Linked DNA regions of Homo sapiens: region 2 is linked to region 1. A link is an interaction called in ENCODE POLR2A ChIA-PET data of the cell type or tissue named here. Cell type or tissue: endothelial cell of umbilical vein. All regions are shown on one strand.

Region 1 (5,000 bases):
AACAGGGGAGCTACTTCGTTCGTTTAGGTGACCTGGGTCCCAGCTTCCGCCAGCGGGCATTTGAACACGCGGTGAGCCACCTGCAGCACGGCCAGTTCCAAGCCAGGGACACTCTGGCCCAGCTCCAGGACTGCTTCAGGCTGGTAAGAGCTTCCCCCTGCTGCTGCCCCGTCCCCAGGGCACTTCTTAGAACCCCTGCCCAGGACTCACCCAGCTGCAGATACTGACTGAGCACCTAGGAGATGATGCTGTCAGCGTCACCAATGGTCATGGCTCTGTACTCATGGGGCTTGCCTCCTGGCAAGGGGGACGGAGCTAGATCAGATCCTTAAAGACAGCGGGTAGGCTGGGTGCGGTGGCTCACGCCTGTAACCCCAGCAATTTGGGAGGCCGAGGCGGGTGGGTCACTTGAGGTCAGGAGTTCGAGACCAGCCTGACCAACACAGAGAAACCCCGTCTCTACTAAAAATACAAAAATTGGCTGGGAGTGGTGGCAGGCGCCTGTAATCCCAGCTACTTGGGAGGCTGAGGCAGGAGAATCTGGGAGGCGAGGTTGAACCCGGGAGGCGGAGGTTGCAGTGAGCCAAGATGGTGCCACTGCACTCCAGCCTGGGCGACAGAGCAAGACTCTGTCTCAAAAAAATAAAGACGGTGGGGACACAAAGACAGCAAAACAATCTGTGTGCAGAGGGGGATGTGGGCTGGGCAGGAAGGCCGTCCCTCTGGGCCCTGTCCTGACCGATGGGGAGACAGCTCTGCAAAGCCCCCAAAAGCAGGGACAGGACAGCAAGCTACCGGGGAGCAAGCTGGGTGTGTTCGGGGAATGGAAAGGCGGCGCTGTGGCTGGGTAAAGTGAAGCCAGGATGGGATCCAGGGAGCCCGCAGGGCCTGGGGCTGCAACGCACGCAGGAAAGGACCCAACGCAACATGACTCGGATGCATCCAGGGGTCATGCACCCTGGCCAGAGTCGTCCACCCCTCCCACTGGCCCCGCTCTCTTCCTCTGGCCTAGGTTCTCCCCTTTGGCAATGTGGACGTTGGGGCCGGATCGTGCTCTGGGGTGGGATCATCCTGGTCCCTGCAGGGAGCTGAGCAGCGTCCCTGGCCTCCAGTCTCCCCGTCCCCAGTCCTGAGGGCCAACATTTCCTCTAGAAGCTGTTGTGCAGCCCGGGAGGCAGAAATCTCACAGGACTGCTCTAGGGGTTTATGTTTTGGAGACAGTGAGACAGGGTCTTGCTCTGCCACCCAGGCTGGACTACAGTGGCTTGATCATGGCCCACTGCAGCTTCAACCTACTGGGGTCAAGAGATCCTCCCACCTCAGCCTCCCAAGCAGCTGGACAACTGGCATGCACCACCACGCCCAGCTTAGTATTTGTTGTTGTATTTTTAGTAGAGATTAGATTTTGCTATGTTGCCCAGGCTGGTCTTAAACTCCTGGGTTCAAGTGATCCTCCTGCCTCAGCCTCTGGGTGCACACTACCAAACCTGGTTAAATTTTTTGTAGAGATGGGGCCTCCCTATGTAGCCCAGGCTGGTCTTGAGCTTCTGCGCTCCCGCGATCCTCTTGCCTTGGCCTCCCAAAGTGCTGGGATGACAGGCGTGAGCCACCGTGCCCAGCAGTCACAGGTTTTACATGTTGGTGGACAGCAGTCCCACCCCGGCGGGCCGTGAGAAACCTTGAGATGCCGCCCTCGGTCAGGATTCCTGGCGTGCAGCCTAGGCCACTGTGTTTTCCATCAACATCCGGGGTTTGTGACAAGCCGCAGTTTGAGGGTCTAACCCAGGGTTCTCAGTGTGGATGACCTGCCTCCAGGGGACACTAGTCCATGTCTGGGGACATCTGTGGTTGTCACAACTGGGGGAAGCCCCTGGTGGAGAGTAGGGACACTGCTCAGCACCCTGCAGTGCCCAGGGTGGCCCCACCCCAGAGAACCATCTAGCCCCCGTGTCCACAGTGCCAAGGGCAAGTCTGTCCTAGGGACCCTCAGGACACCTCATGTCACTGTGGCCACCCCCAGATGCACAGTCGCTGCCGTGCCTCTGGCACGCGGTACAATGGCGCAGTTGGAAGGCGTTCCTGTAAACGCCATGGAGGAATGAAGGAATGGGCCCACCCTCGCAGCACGCTGCAAGCGGCTGATCACAAAGCATTTTCCCACCTTTGAATCCTCACAGCAAAGTAGCCTGGGCCAGAACTCAGCCCAGGCACTCTTCAGAAGGGGAGAAGGAGGCCACAGGAAGAGAAGAGCTTTGCTCAGGGCCACACGTGAAGGATGCTGGGCTGGGAAATGGGATGTGGTGTGTGACTCATCATGTCTCACTTGTTCCTTTAAGTGCTACTGAAGACCCTGGATATCCAGGCCTGCCCTTGGGGGGTGGGGGGCGCCATGGTTGGGGAAGACAATTCACAGATGAATATATAGGGCGTCGCGTTGGATGATGCTTGGAAAATGGAACATGTACCAGGATAAGGAAGTGGCTGTGCTGGGGCTGGTCACCCTGAAGAGGGGACACTTGAAGTCAGGTCTAAATGACAGAGAGGGAGTGCGTCAGAATGGGCAGGAGTGTGATCTGAGCGGAGGGCACGGCCCGTGCAAAGGCCCTGGGGCAGGACTGTCCCGGCATGTTGGAGGAATAGGAAGGAGGCCTGGGAGGCTGGAGCCGAGTGAGGAGGGGATGGGGCAGGTTGGGCCGGACCTGGGCTTCGACCCCAAGGGAGTTGGGAGCCCTGGAGGGCTCTGGGCAGAGGAGCGGCCTGATCCAAGGTGGGTTTCATTTAAAAGGATCACTCTGATGGGGGAGGTCAGGCCACCGGGTGGGGGCGAGGGCCAGAGGAGACAGTGGGACGTAAACCCAGGCAAGTGCTGCCGGGCCTCAGGAGTCACGCTGTGGTGGTGAGAAGTAGCTGGGCTCTGGGTGTTTCGAAGTCAGAGCTGCCCGGGTCCGATGTGGGAGGTGAGAGAAGACCCCAAGAGACCCCTGAGGCTTGTAACCTGAGCAGACAAGGAGAGCAGGGGGGCTGAGGGGAGGCCGGGCGGGTTGCAGAGTGGATATTAGGAGCCTGGCCTTGGACAGGGTGAGGGGAGATGCCTGGTGGGCACCGAGGGGACGCGTCTGCATATGCAGCTGGCTTCAGGTCTCCAGCACTGGCGCGGCGAGGGCTGGGAGGGCGACAGCAGTCTGGAGTCGATATTTTGACGGCGTGCCGCATCCCTACCAGCCATTGAGATGATGAGGAAGATGGGGCCCTGTGGACAGGGTGGGGCGTGGGTGCCACGTGCTGGGGACACAGCAACAACGAGGACAGAGTCCTGAGTGTTCCCCTGCCAGGGGCGGATAAACACCAAGTCAATGAACACCAAAGCCGCACGCTGTGCTCCCGAGGAGAGGGGCAGATGTGACGGGAGGGACTGGGGCTGCCACACCATGGGCCAGGAAGGTCTCACCAAGGGTCACCTGGAGCTGAGGCCGAACGCGGACCTTGTGAAGGGCCCGGGAAGCAGGCTCCCGGCTGAGTGGGCAGTGTGTGCAAAGGCCCTGGGGCAGAAGCCTGCTGGAGTGGCCGGAGGGCAGAATGGAGCCAGTGTGGCCTCAGTGGAGACAGCAGTGGGGTGCCATGGGAGATGAGGCCAGAGGTGTCCCAGGGGCCAGCCCACCAAGGCCATGGTGAGGAGCTGGGTTTTATCTTAAGGGTACTGGGCAGCCACAGGTTTAGGGGTGAGGAGTGACACGACCCCACAGACACTGTGTTACGTGCACTCCCTGATGACCTCATGGGGAAGTTTGAACTATTGCCTCTTTCTGCAAGACAACACGCCCACTGTGGTACAACTGACTTGGAACTCGTGGCCTTTCTCCCAGGACTGTGAATGTGCCCAGGTCCCTGGGGGAGGGGGAGGTGGGGGTTGTGAAAGGTCATTTGCCAAGAAGCCATCATTTCCCCACTGTACTCTCTCTCCAGATTGAAAAGGCCCAGCAGGCTCCAGAAGGGCAGCCACGTCTGGACCAGGGCTCAGGTGCCAGTGCGGAGGACGCTGCTGTCCAGGAGGTGGGTCTGGCACAGGGCTAGGGTCCCCCCACCCCGCCCATGGGTCTCCACTCACCTTGCGCCTTCCTCCCACAGGAGCGGGATGCCGGGGTTCTGTCCAGGGTCTGCGGCCTTCTCCGGCAGCTGCACACGGCCTACAGTGGCCTGGTCTCCAGCCTCCAGGGCCTGCCCGCCGAGCTCCAGCAGCCAGTGGGGCGGGCGCGGCACAGCCTCTGTGAGCTCTATGGCATCGTGGCCTCAGCTGGCTCTGTAGAGGAGCTGCCCGCAGAGCGGCTGGTGCAGAGCCGCGAGGGTGTGCACCAGGCTTGGCAGGGGTTAGAGCAGCTGCTGGAGGGCCTACAGCACAATCCCCCGCTCAGCTGGCTGGTAGGGCCCTTCGCCTTGCCCGCTGGCGGGCAGTAGCTGTAGGAGCCTGCAGGCCCGGCGCGGGGTCGCCCTGCTCTGTCCAGGGAGGAGCTGCCTCAGAACTTTCTCCCCGCCCCCAAACCTGGATCGGTTCCCTAAAGCCCTAGACCTTTGGGGCTGCAGCTGGCTGAGCGCCGAGGGGCTGCGGAGGCAGTGACCTTCTTAACTGAGCCACCCCACGCCCTGCTCCGGGCCTGCCTGCATCTCCCACCTCCTCCCCAGCGCTGCCTGCCCCTCTCGGAGCCTGGGGTCACTCAGACCACCAGCCAAGAGCCTTCCCTTGAAGTCCCCAAGCAAGCACTGCAATTAGGAAAGAGAAAAAGCAGCGTGCCCAGCCTGGAAGGGCATCTGTTTGCCCCGCTAGCAACCCTTTTATATCTAGCAGGGCTCTTCCAGTCCTGCAGCACGGGCCCCCAGCTATCAGCGGTGCAGGCAGTGCTGTGGCATCCCAGGCTCCGGGCAGCTCCGTTCTCATGCTGAAAGTGGGTCTCCGGCCTTAGCACACACACCTTGAGGGTCTTAAGAACCACATTCCCTCATAGTAG
Region 2 (5,000 bases), 150 kb after region 1:
AGGCTCTCCCAACAGCCCCACCTACCTCGGGAGGAGGCATCACCCAGAAAGGTGAGATCTTGGACTCGGGGCCTGGGTTGCCAGAATAGTAAGGGGCTGGCGGGAGAGAGGGAGAGGGGTTGGCCCTGGGAGGCTCGGCTGGCCCAGCATCCCCCCTCCTTGCTCCCCCCACAGCCCCATCCCGCGTACAGCAGAGCAGGGCGAGGCAGGGCTGGAAGCCATTGCTGGAGCCCTGCAGCCGCAGCTGGTAGTCCATCTGTGCGTCGATGTCCTGCAGAGATGGCAGCGCCGGGCTGTGTGGGTGGCTGTGGTACCAGCCCACCAGGGACAGGCCCCGCAGGAACAGGCTCTGGTAGATCTGGGGACAGAGGCGCAGCTCAGCGGGCACAGGGGCCTGAACGGCTCTAGTGAGCTTATGTGGCTGGCCAGCCCTGAACGAATTCCTGCTGTGTATCAGGCCTGGGGACACAGTGATGACCAAGACAGGCCCTGCCCCCACCGCCACTGAGTCCAGTGGGAGCTGGAGAGACAGCCAACAAGGACCTCTTTTAATATAAAAGATGCACCCTGCCACAAAGCCAGGACACCAAAGTCATTTTGTTCACTGCTGTAGCCCAGCTTACAGAATAATGGTCGCCACACAGTAAGCACTCAACAAACAGTTAAAACTAGGCTGGGAGCAGTGGCTCACGCCTATAATCCCAGTGCTTTGGGAGGCTGAGGCAGGCAGATCACTTGAGGTCACGAGTTCAAGACTAGCCTGGCCAACATGGAGAAACCCCCTTCTCTACTAAAAATACAAAAATTAGCCAGGTGTGGTGGCGTGTGTCTGTACTCCCATCTACTATGGAGGCTGAGGCAGGAGGATGTTGAACCTGGGCAGCTGATGCTGCAGTGAGCCATGATTATGCCACTGCAGTCCAGCCTGGGCAACAGAGCAAGATCGTGTCTCAAAGAAAAGGAAAAAAAAAAAAGAATAGCAACTGGCACTTATGAGTAGTGTTTAATAGATGAGGCCTGGCACTGAGCATTCAATATTAGCAGCCCTTCACTTTTTATGTTCTTAGATATAGGGTCTTGCTCTGTCACCCAGGCTGGAACACAGTGGCGCCATCTCAGCTCACTGAAGCCTCAACCTCCTGGACTCAATCCATCCTCCTGCCTCAGCCTCTCAAATAGATGGGACTACAGGTGCGTACCACCATGTCTGGCTAATTTTTTTTATCTTTTGTAGAGACGGGGTCTTGCTGTGGCCCCAGGCTGGTGTTGAACTCCAGCAAACCTCCTGCCTCGGCCTCCCTAAGTGCTGGGATTCCAGGTGTGAACCCCCGGTGCCTGGATCTGATGGCCTTTCATTGAAGCCGCTCATTTTACAGACAAGGAAACCAAGGCTCTGAGAGGGGAGGGGGCTGGCGAGGTTTCAGCACCAGGGCTAGGAGATCCAAAAGCAGTGCTCTTAGGCTGGGCGCGGTGGCTCACACCTGTAATCCCAGCACTTTGGGAGGCTGACGCGGGTGGATCACGAGGTCAGGAGTTTGAAACCAGCCTGGCCAACATGGTGAAACCCTGTCTCAACTAAAAATACAAAAATTAGCTGGAGATGGTGGCGCACACCTGTAATCCTAGGTATTCAGGAGGCAGAGGCAGGAGAATCACTTGAATCCGGAAGGTGGAGGTTGCAGTGAGCCAAGATCGCGCCCTGCACTCCATCCTGGGCGACAGAGCGAGAATGTCTCAAGAAAAAAAAAAAAAAGGCCGGGCGCAGTGGCTCACACCTGTAATCCCAGCACTTTGGGAGACCGAGGTGGGCAGATCACGAGGTCAAGAGATCGAGACCATCCTGACCAGGCACGGTGGCTCACCCCTGTAATCCCAACACTTTGGGAGGCTGAGGTGGGCGGATCACGAGGTAAAGAGATCAAGACCATCCTGACCAACATGGTGAAACCCTGTCTCTACTAAAAATACAAAAAATTAGCTGGGCACGGTGGCTCACGCCTGTAATCCCAGCACTTTGGGAGGCTGAGGCGGGCAGATCACGAGGTCAGGGGATCGAGACCATCCTGGCTAACGCGGTGAAACCCCGTCTCTACTAAAAACACAAAAAATTAGCTGGGCGTGGTGGCAGGCACCTGTAGTCCCAGCTATTCAGGAGGCTGAGGCAGGAGAATGGCGTGAACCCGGGAGGCGGAGCTTGCAGGGAGCTGAGATCGCACCACTGCACTCTAGCCTGGGTGACAGAGCGAGACTCCGTCTCAAAAAAAAAAAAAAAAAGCAGTGTTCTTCACCCTTCACCATGGGGTCCCAAGCACACAGACGGGCATGCTCACCTGCACGGTTGCTGGGTGATGACACTGCCAGCCACTGGGCAGTCGCCAGGACAGCTATGTCCCTTCCCAACCCTCCCCAGAATGCCACCTCCCAGGTAGCCCCTCACCTCCTCTTCGATGGCAGCTGCAGTCTCTGCGTCCCCGAGCCGGCTCCGACAAGGGAAGGCTCTGAGCACCGTCAGCACTGTGGGGAGGGGCAGCTGTGACCCCGTGACCCCGGTCCTCCAACGCCCCCGCCCACCTGGCCCTGGATACCCACTCTGGCTGTTGACGTCCCAGCGGCCCCCCAGGTAACCCACGACCTCACTCCGTGTCAGGTGACTGTGGAAGTCCTGGGGAAGGGAGGAACAGCAAAAGACTGGCTCAGGCTGTGGCCCTGCCCCAACACTGGAGCCAGCCTGTGCCCTCATTCTCTTTGAGACTCAGTCTTGCTCTGTCGCCCAGGCTGGAGGGCAGTGGCACGATCTTGGCTCACCGCAACCTCCGCCTCCCCAGTTCAAGCCATTCTCCTGTCTCAGCCTCTCAGGTAGCTGGGATTAGAGGCGTGCACCACCATGCCCAGCTAATTTTTGTATATTTAGTAGAGACAGGGTTTCAGTGTTACCCAGGCTTGTCTCGAACTCCTGAGTTCAGGTGACCCGCTGCCTCAGCTTCCCAAAGTGCTGGGATTATAGGTGTGAGCCACTGGGCCTGGCCACGCACCCTCCTTCATACATTTATTGAGCACCCACAGTGTACCAGTAGCAAACAAAGCAGACAAGGCCCCAGCTCTCATGGAGCTGATACGCAGGGGAGCCCCGCCCGCTGCCCACCGACTGGGCTCCGGAGCCCCTTGCCCCTAGACAGGGTGGGCCACACACCAGCAGGAACAGCACGTTGCTAGAAACAGCCACGTTGAACGGCTGGAACTTGTTGATGGCTGCAAAGGATGTTACTTCCACCAGGGTGTGGGGGTTCCTGTAGGGGCCAGGAGGGTCGCACAGTCTCAGGAATCCCCAGGCTCTTCCCTCGCCCCCACACTGACTCCCCCAACCCCACAGCTCTGAGGATCTGAGGCTCTGTCCCACCCCCCACCCCTGCCCTTGCTACCCCAAGACCAGCAAGAGATCCAGGTGAGCTGGGGCAGGGGCAGAACTTGGGGTGAGTCTGACCTGGCCAAGTCGCGGCTGCCCAGCATGCAGTAGCGGACCGGAACCCGGATCTTGCTGTCCACCCGCTTCCCTGGGGTTGTGGCCTCTGGGAGAGAAAAAGGCAGGGTCAGTCCCTCCCCAGCCCAAGTTAGAACAAATTAGGTGGCCACTGGGTGTGGTGGTGCATGCCTATAATCCCAGTGCTGAAGCAGGAGGATCGCTTGAGCATGGGAGGTTGAGGCTGCAGGGAGCTGTGATCACACCACTGCACTCCAGCCTGAGTTACAGAGTGAGACTCTTATTTACAAAGAAGAAATTTTTTTTCACTGGGAAGCTGAGGTGAGAGGATTGCTCAAGTCCAGGAGTTCAAGACCAGCCTGGGCAAGATGATGAGATCTCGTCTCTGAAAAAAAATACAAAAATTAGCCGGGTGTGGTGGTGCACACCTGTGGTCCCAGTTACTCAAGAGGCTGAGGTGAGAGCATCACTTGAACCCAGGAGGTTGAGGCTGCAGTTAGCCATGATTGCACCACTGTACTCTGCCCTGGGGGACAGAGCAAAACCCTGTCTCAAAAAAACAAAAAAACAGGTACAGTGGCTCACGCCTGTAATCCCAACACTTTGGGAGGCCGAGGCAGGTGGATCACCTGAGGTCAGGAGTTCAAGACCAGCCTGGACAACATTGTGAAACTCCATCTCTACTAAAAATACAAAAGTTAGCCAGGCGTGGCGGCTGGCGCCTATAGTCCCAGCTATTTGGGAGGCTGAGGCAGGAGAATCGCTTGAACCCGGGAGGCAGAGGTTGCAGTGAGCCGAGATTGAGCCACTGCATTCCAGCCTGGGCGACAGAGGGAGACTCCATCACCAAAAAATAAATAAATATATAAAATAAAATAAAATCCAGCATTTGAGCTTAAGAAGTCAAGGCAGTGAGTAAAACTGGGCAGTGGGACTGTCTTCAGCCCAGGCCTCGTCCGGCTCCAGACTTAGGGCCCAGCTGACTCTCCATGTCTCCATCTTGGGGGCCCTAGGAGAAGATCAAGGCCCAACCTCTCCCCAGTCTCCTCCCCAACCCGAGCTGTATCCGCCCCTGTCCTGCCTCCCCTCCCCACGCCTCTCACCCGGGTGGGCAGGCTCTGAAGGGCTCTTCCCCAGTGGTCTCCGACTCTTGTCCTCTGCTGAGACCCCTGCCAGAACGTCCTCCTCCTCCTCTTCCATCAGCAACTCCTCCTCCTCCCCTTCACTGGCTGGGCTCTGCAGGGGTTAGGGGTCAGGGACAGCGGTGGGACCCTCAGCTGGGTGCCCCCCCGCTCCCTGCTAAATCCCACCCCAGCCCTTTGGCCTAAGCCGTAAGTGCCATTGCCCCACATGACCACTAGAGGGAGGGAGGGAGCAGAGAAGGCCTTAAGCTAAGACCTCACATTTTTTTTTATTTATTTGTAATTTATTTTTTATTTATTTATTTTTGAGACGGAGTCTCTCTCTGTCGCCCAGTCTGGAGTGCAGTGGTGTGATTTCGGCTCACTGCAACTTCTGCCTC

The links. Peaks named below come from ENCODE experiments on the same cell type or tissue, not always from the same donor. Only the 100,000 strongest peaks of a DNase experiment are listed, where the experiment ranks them.
Region 2: POLR2A ChIA-PET joins it to region 1 with 5 read pairs; 3 of 35 experiments call an interaction of 5 or more read pairs at or near these places.

The regions. Positions count from the first base shown.
Region 1 is chr19:4,503,911-4,508,910 of GRCh38, reverse strand. It overlaps PLIN4 (perilipin 4), which reads left to right. Exons shown (of 8, transcript NM_001367868.2): 6 at 1-143; 7 at 3,964-4,050; 8 at 4,126-5,000. The coding sequence ends at 4,452. Among named protein-coding and RNA genes, the nearest start is that of PLIN4, 12 kb to the left of the region's middle. In endothelial cell of umbilical vein, no CTCF peak of the experiment used is centred here; a DNase peak (open chromatin) is centred at 2,300; H3K27ac peaks cover 623 bases.
Region 2 is chr19:4,352,611-4,357,610 of GRCh38, reverse strand. It overlaps MPND (MPN domain containing), which reads right to left. Exons shown (of 13, transcript NM_001300862.2): 4 at 4,582-4,714; 5 at 3,482-3,566; 6 at 3,191-3,287; 7 at 2,590-2,662; 8 at 2,438-2,514; 9 at 190-358; 10 at 26-96. Among named protein-coding and RNA genes, the nearest start is that of MPND, 12 kb to the right of the region's middle. In endothelial cell of umbilical vein, a CTCF peak has its summit at 4,823 (motif pointing right); a DNase peak (open chromatin) is centred at 4,850.